2 separate regions of the Homo sapiens genome follow, and region 1 is linked to region 2. A link is a loop called in an ENCODE intact Hi-C map of the cell type or tissue named here. Cell type or tissue: HepG2. All regions are shown on one strand. Each heading gives the region's core, and the rest is flanking DNA. Links, peaks and the distances in the headings are about the cores only. Region 1 overlaps ALCAM (activated leukocyte cell adhesion molecule). Region 2 overlaps ALCAM (activated leukocyte cell adhesion molecule).

Region 1 (4,404 bases), core at 288-4,287, 76 kb before region 2:
AATCATATAATTACTCCTGTAAAACTACAGATGAAAGCATGCACAGAAAATTATAGTGGAAAGTTTTTAATTAGCTTCTGATTAACTGTAAGCTTATGTTTTAAATGTACCATGCAGAACCTTATAACAAGTAGGCATAAATTAAATAGTCACTAATATGTATGTAGCAAAAATATTAATACGGCTGCTACTAGGGATTTTCACTGGCATATTTTTAATTTTTTTTTTTTTTACTTTAAAGTGGAGTAGATTCTGTAGAGTTGGGGTATCAATCACATGATCATTAAAAGGGCAAAATATTTTTTCAAAACTTGTGCAATAATCTTTACCTAACTGGCTATGTGGTTGGTGATTTGTTCCTCTCTTAAAGAGCGAACAGGCGCTCTTTCAAATGGAGATGCTTACATGATTTCATGTATATTCTTAGTTTTCATGGGAGACCTATCCCTTCAGTAGAAGGAAATGCTAGCTTTAGGTCACAGCAAAACTAAGCTTTATTTTTCCCATTTTGTCTAGTCTATGTTTCACATGTTAAAGTTGTGAATTGGACACTTAATTTGAGTGAGAGTCAGGGTATTTTTCAAACTATATTTAGTGACTTTAACTTGCTGAGTGACCTAGGACAAGTCATCTAAGCTCTCTGGGCCTTAGTGTTCTAACTGGTAAAATTAGAAGGTTAAATTAAATGATCTTTTTACCTAGTGTCAAATCAAAAGAATCACATTTCTATATTAATTGTATTTTTAAGGTTGTTGGTACCTAGGTTCTTTTAATAATATCTTGGAAATAAAACATTATTATATTCTTTAAAATGTACATATAACAATTGTACATATTTATGGTATGTACCATATTTATGGCAAAATGTGATGTTTTGATAAATGTATAAATTTTGTAATGATCAAATCAGGGTAATTAACATAGCCATGACTTTAACATTTATAGTTTCTTTATGATGAGAATATTAAAAAAGTCTCTTCTAGCTATTTTAAAATATGGAATACATTATTGTATTATATATCATAGTAGTCATCCTGCTGTGCAATAGACTACCAGACCTTATCCCTCCTATCTTACTGTAGATTTGTACTCGTTGACAAATATCTCTACAAGTGTTTTTCACAAAGAAGCCCCTCAGTATTCTGACATGAGGAAAAGCAACGAACTTGCTTTCCATTTATGCAAATTAGATTGTTAACTTCCTATGCAACTAGGAATACTTAACAGTACTTAACAATATTTATATTGTTCCTTTGGACATAAGTATGGCTATGATTGCCCCCACCTCCCAAAAAAACAACAAAAAGGAATCATAGGAAACAATTTTTAAACTTATTTTCAATTTTTTTTATTATTGATTAAATAAAAGCACAACTTAACAAAATATAGGCAGTCTTGTACTTTATATACAATGATCCTTCTGGGGAGACATGGAAATTCATCTGTCTTCCTCAAGCCAAGTGGGACTGTTCTGTCCTAGGAGAAGGGATTTTTAAGGAGTGGGGAAGGAAGGGGAAAAAAAGGAAATCTTTTCCTTATTGTCACCACTGCTTACCCTTTTCAAAGAAGTATCTTCGGTTCTTAGAAATCCCATGCCCAGGGTGAAAATGGAGAGAAAGAAAACACAGGAAGAAGAGAGTATATATAGAGAGGGAGGCCAGGGAACTAGGAGAACAGAATGAGAGGCAAGGTAATCTCTCTCACCCTTTTAGGAAAGGACTCTCATTGCCTGTGCTCCTTCTTTACCTGACAAGCTGCAGTTGCCCCTACCTCTACTGTTGCTTTTGTTCCTCTGTAATAAAGAGGTAGAGAAGAAGGGAAGAAGAACAGCTGAAAAGCAGAGAAAGGAAAGAAGAGTTGGCAGTGAAAGGCAAACTCATAGATTGCCTTAAAACTTCCATGGCTGCCACTTCTGGCCCCCTGTCCCCACTGCTTCATCACCATGGGCTGAAGCTAGCATTTAAAGGGGGAGGAAAAGAGAGAGGAATCTGAAGACAGGAAGCTCTAGTCTCTTTCAGTATCCACTGTGTTCTTCATCTACCCACCCCCTCCCCTCATCTGACACCTTGCCTAGGACAAGGGCTCTTAACCCCTGAGCTTCCAATAGTCCCTAAATAAGCTGTACAATGTTTTTTACTCTGTGAAATTGTAGGTAGAGTTTGGGTGTCTTTGGGGCGGGGAGGGTTCATAGAGTTTCTCCGATTTTTAGATACACCCAGCATAACCTAACTCACCTGTGCTTTTTAATATTCTTCTTTGGCTTCCATAGGCTCTTCTGAAAACCTAACCACTATATGCACAAAGTTCTTACCATTGGAAAACACCTTTAAATGATACACAGAGAAAGTTTCCAGAAAAATCATTTCAAGGTTGGAGAAAACCTATTATACTTTTTTAAATAAAATAGGAAATAATAAGCTGGATTGAGGTAATATATATTTGGCTCCTACTCACACAAAAATTTTGAAAAAGAAAAAAAATGTTTAATTTATTTTTTAATTATTCATTTGTAATCACGAAATATCTGAACTAAATATTTGAATCTCTGCAAAGGCTGGGAGTTGCTATGTGTTGTTGGGACCACACTACTCTCATATCCTGTGTAAATACCCCATGACTGAGTAAATATTATCATGCAATTTTAGAATTAGAAGTTTAGATGTTTTGACCTAAATGTTTTCCAGGGTTAAAATATCCTTCTTACAGAACAGTGATCCTCATAAGTTTAAACAGACTGGAAACAATAAAGCCTAAAAAGAAAATCATGCACATCAACAATTTTCTTTCTATCTTTCAACTTTAATTTTCACCCTTATAGCCCTAAACCACTAATTTGAAAAGATTTTTCTAAAAGTTCATCTTTCTAATATATCATAATATTTCTTTTTTTCTGGCCCTGGAAGAGATTGAGTACTCCGTATTTTTTAAATATATAATGGATATATTATAAATACTAGAAATGAGTACAATACTATTATTTAATTTTGTGCCAATTTCATGAATGAGGAAACTAGATATTGAGCAAAGTGCAAAGATAGACATTACAGTCCTGACCTCTGGTAAGTATTTCAGAATTGTCACTTTCAAAAGGTAATTCAAGAACACTGTATTTATGTATCTCTCAATAAGTTCACTATTTGCCTCTCCTATAGAAACATGGTAGTTGTTGTGTGAACCATTATCCAAAGCAAAGTTAGATCAATACTACTGAAGTAAATAAATTGAAAACTATATTAAAACTGAAAAATGTGGTTGTGAGGACATGCAAGAAAAACAATGTGGTGCTACTAGCCTGGAATTGGTATGAATAAGCCCTTTAAAAAAGAAAAAATGAATCCTTAATCTTTATGCCTTAGTATCTTACAATTCTCCATTAACCTTTGATAAAACCATCATATTGGGCACAAAAGAAACACAGTCAATGAATTTTTCTTGATATTCTTTTTTACAGGAAAAAAATCAAACAATGTGATTCATTATAAAACCTATGGTCAGAATCAATAATCTATGCCTTCATATCATGCCTGTTTAGATAATAATTATTAAGCCACCATTTAAAATTTTTTAAACTCAAATTCCATCTGCAAAAAATCTATTTTGCTTTTAAAACTTAATATTAGGTTTCAACTTTACTTTCTGTCATCCTTCTTTTGGTTGCCACATCAGTAGACTCAGAATAAAAGCATCTGCCCAAAGCAAATACACTGGAGTTCACTGTCAAACAGAGATTCCCAAGAAACCAAACAGAAAAGGAATAAAAATGAGAAGCATGTTTTATTAAATGTCTTCTACACCTGCTTCCTTTATCTTTTAGACCTGCTTACCAAAGCCCATTGGATATTTTGATTTTTTAAGTCACAGGCATATGAACTAGCTTGAACATTTATAGTATCAAATTATTAAAGGTAATGACCTGGTATTTAAAAAATGATGTTCCACATCTAGGGGATCTCCATGAAAGCTTTTCAGCTGAATAAAGGTTATAATTGTTAAACAAATTGGTTATTTATTAAGCTAGCACTATAAACAAAAAGAGTATTTAAACAGCTGGTATCCCTGTGACCCTACCTTTAATCTTCTCCAGAGAAAATGTGACAAGAAGTGATATTTAACAATAATTTTAGAAAATGTAATGAACACCAATTGATTATGTAACTTGCATTTTATTTTCAAAATTACATTAAAATAGTATGCAACTATTCATTTAAATGCATTTTAGAATTAAAATGAATTATTTTCACCTACAAAACTTATGTTTAAAAATGAGATAGTACTGTTTTATTATTGATCTACATTAAATTAGCAATATGTTAAAATTCATTTCTATATTGTAATGCTTGGAAAATTATAAATTTTTGAACTTTTTAAAGCTATGCTTGAAAGTTCAAGAGAGCCTTACTCAGT
Region 2 (4,404 bases), core at 154-4,153:
ATTACTTTAATTTTGAAATGTAGTTTATTTTTCTTATCCATAATGGTAGTAATTAAGATGAATAATATTAATTCATTTTGTTCCCTATTTAAATGAAACAGTACTATGCCTGAATCAGAATTTCCTGCATGCAGCATGGCTTCTAAGCTCACAAGCTTATTATGAGAGTAGTATTGGAAAGATATAAAGCATAGTGCCTGCCAATACTTAAAACATATTACATGCTGAGGCAATGCAATAAAAATGTTTAATAATTCTTAAGTGATAGTGGCAACCAATCTAAAGCAAACTCAAGTTACAGTTGAAAACACTTATCAATTGATATAGAGTTAGAAACCAAAATCAAAGTTTGTTCAATGTCAAGTTACTAAAATATTCATTGAAAACTCCAACAGCAAATTAAATTATAAGATGAAAATAAGAAATCTGACATACTATCTTTTTGCCAGTCCAGGCATAAAAGTAATAGGGCTAGAAATTCCAACTGAAAATTAACTGTATGCTTTTTCTCATATTGGAGAATCTGAATCCTAGAATATTTAAGCCTTGTCTTATATCATATTATGCATAAATAAACTGAAGCCCAAGAAAGCAAGGTCACAATGAGGTTAAGATGAAACAAGAAACTTGTTTTCTCTAGTCTCTTTACACTAGTGTTCTTTCAAGTATGAGTTATAAAACAGATATTTTATGTAGAATTTTTTTTAAAAAATTCTTATCATCTACTACCTAACATTAGTGGCAGACAGCATTGTAAGAATGAAGACCTGGGTGGTTATCAGAGTCCATGTTCTTCAGGGCTTGAGGCCATGCTTTTGGAAATCATTTCCCAGAGCCGGGGCATTTGAGGAGAGTACAGAAAAGCAAATGAATGGTGAATAGGAGAAAGGCCATCAGCCAGGCAGCTGCAGGTTAGACGGATGGATTGACTTCCCAGCAGAGCAGGGCACAGTTTGCTCAATTACCCTTTTGTACAGCTGGGAAAGAAAGACAGGAACATCAGAGACTGCTATCTCTCAGTTACCAATAACTTTTGAAAGAGGTATTTGAAAGACATATAAATGATATTTTCCACTGCCTCCCTGTGCAGGGAAAGCATTGTATGTCAAGTCAAAACTGAAATTCACTAGTAACCAAAATTAACAGCCATAGTCTTTGGCAACTATCTTTGGTCACACTATCACCTAGAATTGGCTTTGTACTTTGTATCAGAGCTTTACATGAGGTCCTTGATCTACTCATCAGTGTTTTCAGAAAGACTTCTGGATTCCCAAATAAATTCAGAAACTTCTCTTAAAAAGAAAAATTAGTACTGATTAAAAAGCACAGTATTACAGAACTTGTTATTAACATTTTATTTTTGCATTTACTTTTTCCAATCTCAAATTGGTAAGCACAAAGCTTAAGAAAACAAACAACAGTATTTCTTTAGGAGAGTTTAAGTTCCAGCTTTGGGTTTTTCTCTTTCTGTAGTTTATAGTGTGTGGCAAAAAGGGCTCGCGTGTGTTAAAGCCAAAATGCATTTTGCATTAACAATTTGCGTTTAGAAATCCAAGCACCTAACACCACCAGAGTTAATATTTGCTTTGGACTCTTCTACTTATTTAGTCTCAAGCTTTTCCAAAGAGCTAACACAAAAAGACAGCTTTCCTATTTGCCTAGTGAGTGTGTGATTTCACACATAGTGTATGATATGCTTCTACAGAGACTTGGTATTAGCTGTTTTTCATGTGAGCTGTGTACTTAGTTATGTTGGGAAATGTGAACTTTGTAGTTGAAAAATGCAGCAAACTGACTGAGGCTCATATCGATTCTACTTTAGAAATGTCTCCTGTCTCCTTTTCACTGTGCCTCTTTTTCATTCCCACTGCCCTATTTCACTATGAGTACATAACCTAAACACTTTAACACGATTACCTTCCCCGAGTCCCTTCTCCAGCTAGTTTGCCTTCATACTGCTGCCATAATTTTCAATAGCAAAAATCTGACCACTTCACTGCCATCCTTAAAATGAACCAAAAATCCTTTTGTTGACTCCACATTCTTTACAGAATAAAGTCCAAATTGTTTAAGCTATTATTTAAGGCTTTCAAAGTATCACCCCATTGCTTCTTTCCCAGGTGCCTTTCCTTCCATCACCTCCTACAGCCCCTAAACCTCAGCCACACTGGCTGAACATGATTATACCCTTGCTCCAGCCTTTCTCTTGCAAGGAGTTTCCTTCATCCTTCTTTCCACTTGAAGAAATTCTTATCTGTGATGATTCAGTATAAATGTCCATTCCAGGCAAAGCCTTCTCCAGCCTATTCATCAATCCCTCCTCTGCTCCTGCAACATTTGGCATATAATCTCCATTATTCCAATAAATAAAAGCCAAAGAGACATAATAACTTTCAGCACTCGTTGTATGAAAAGCACTTTTTTAAAGCAACTTATACTTATTAATTTAGTATATTCATGATAACACTATGAGCATGATACTATTAAAAGGGGGAAAGTTCCCTTGTCCCCCTCACAGGGCATGCGACAGGGGTAGTGGCTCGCTTCTTCAGTGCCCCACTGCTCAAACCTCTAGGGAGCACACAGACGGGCAGGTTATGGGGCAGGTTATGGAGCTCCGACCCTATCGCAGTGTCTTGTGCTCTTTTAGTTTCGCCGTCTATAGGCGGCTTGTGTTAACCAGCTTAATTAGACCTTCTACGTTGTCACAAGGACAGAGGGCTTTCTGTATCTCGGGTTCTTGCCTTGGTGTACCGGAAGAATCAGATCACGTATGGGCTTGGAGAATGAGTGCAAGCTTTTATTTAGTGGAGGTAGCTCTCAGCAGATGGGGGAAGCCAGAAGGAGGATGAAGTGGGAAGGTTTTCTCCTGGAGTCTGGCCACTCAGCGGCCTAGCCTCTCCTTCAGCTGCCCCCGCCAACTCCGCGTCTGTTTCTGCAAGCCCACGGCCTGCCGGCCTGCTGGTGCCTGTCAATACATACCTCTTGACGTCCAGCTGCTCGTTTGTTCCCCCCACCTTCCCCCCGCCGATGTGCTGCTCCTCCAGACGACCACCTGTGTGTCTCTGCCTGCTAGGGTCTCAGGGTTTTTGTAGGCCCAGGATGGGGGCATGGCAGGCCAGGGTGGTCTTGGGAAATGCAACATTTGGGCAGGAAAACAAAAATGCCTGTCTTCACCTAGGTGTGGGGACACAGGCCTGGGGGTGGAGCCCTAGCCAGGGACCACGTCCCCCTCTACCCAGCTCTTCCCTTCCCCCTTCTGTATCATTTAAAGGGACCACGCTCTTCCCTACCCAGCACTTCCCTTCCATATCACTATCATTGTCCTCAATTTTACAGCTGGGAAACATTAGTGCATATTGGCTAAGTAACTCACTAGAAGTCACCTAGCTTATTAGTAGCAGAGCTGGATTCATCCTTACCAGGTCTGAGGCCAGAAACAATGCCTTAATTGCTACACTCTGCTGCTAATTATGTTTCATTTCTGTCTTCTAGATTTTTATCTCCTTGGAAGAGGTAGCTTATTTATATGTATATGTTGTATTAGACCGTCCTCTCATTGCTATAAAGAACTACCCGAGACTGAGTAATTTATAAAGAAAAGAGGTTTAATTGACTCAGTTCCACCAGCTGTACAGGGAACACAGCTGAGGAGGCCTCAGGAAACTTGCAATCGTGGCGGAAGGTGAAGAGGAACCAGGGACATCTTACATGGCCAGAGAAGGAGGAAGAGAGTGATGAGGAAGCTGCCACAGGCTTTTAAACCACCAGCTCTTATGAGAAGGCACTATCTTGAGAACAACAAGGGGGAAATCCACGCCCATAATCCAGTCACCTCCTACCAGGCCCCTCTTCCAGCATTGGGGATTATAATTAGACATGAGATTTGTGCAGGAACACAAATCCAAATCATATCATATGCCCAGCAGGAGTATAGTATCTGGACATTTTAGCCAATCAATAGCTTTATGTCCAATTTATCTGAATTAATACGAATCAGAGCCTTTTAGATTAAGGAAATTTTATTTTTAAAAATAAAAATATTTTCACAGAAAAACATTCTTAGAAAAAATATTGAAGACTGTTTGGCACAGATCAGTAATAAATAACTTATTAAATTCTAATCAGATGTTTAGCATATATCTTTTACAGTCTTTGGATTATATCAACAATATTAGATAAAGATATAACCTACACTATTCTTCAGATATATTTAATTTTTTTCATTTTCAAAAGATTTTATTGGCTTTCCCACAGAAATCATTATAAATATTCTCATAGCTACAAAGGCTTTAGAACAAATAGAAAATTTCCATAACTTTATCTTTCTGAAGTATAATTGTGTTGAAGTATGATCAGCGATTTTTATTGATCTTATGTGTTTACCTTGGTGACTGTTAAATA

What was found. Peaks named below come from ENCODE experiments on the same cell type or tissue, not always from the same donor. Only the 100,000 strongest peaks of a DNase experiment are listed, where the experiment ranks them.
Region 1: a loop joins it to region 2, with 2.9 times the contacts of the local background. A loop is called at or near these places in 1 of 110 quality-filtered maps.

Annotation. Positions count from the first base shown.
Region 1 is chr3:105,425,543-105,429,946 of GRCh38, forward strand. All of the region lies in intron 1 of ALCAM (activated leukocyte cell adhesion molecule), which reads left to right. Among named protein-coding and RNA genes, the nearest start is that of ALCAM, 61 kb to the left of the region's middle. In HepG2, for the core only: no CTCF peak of the experiment used is centred there; no DNase peak of the experiment used is centred there.
Region 2 is chr3:105,501,628-105,506,031 of GRCh38, forward strand. The region is part of intron 1 of ALCAM (activated leukocyte cell adhesion molecule); the gene reads left to right. Among named protein-coding and RNA genes, the nearest start is that of ALCAM, 140 kb to the left of the region's middle. RefSeq lists enhancers at 2,503-3,033, 3,034-3,564. In HepG2, for the core only: no CTCF peak of the experiment used is centred there; a DNase peak (open chromatin) is centred at 1,774; H3K4me3 peaks cover 2,583 bases.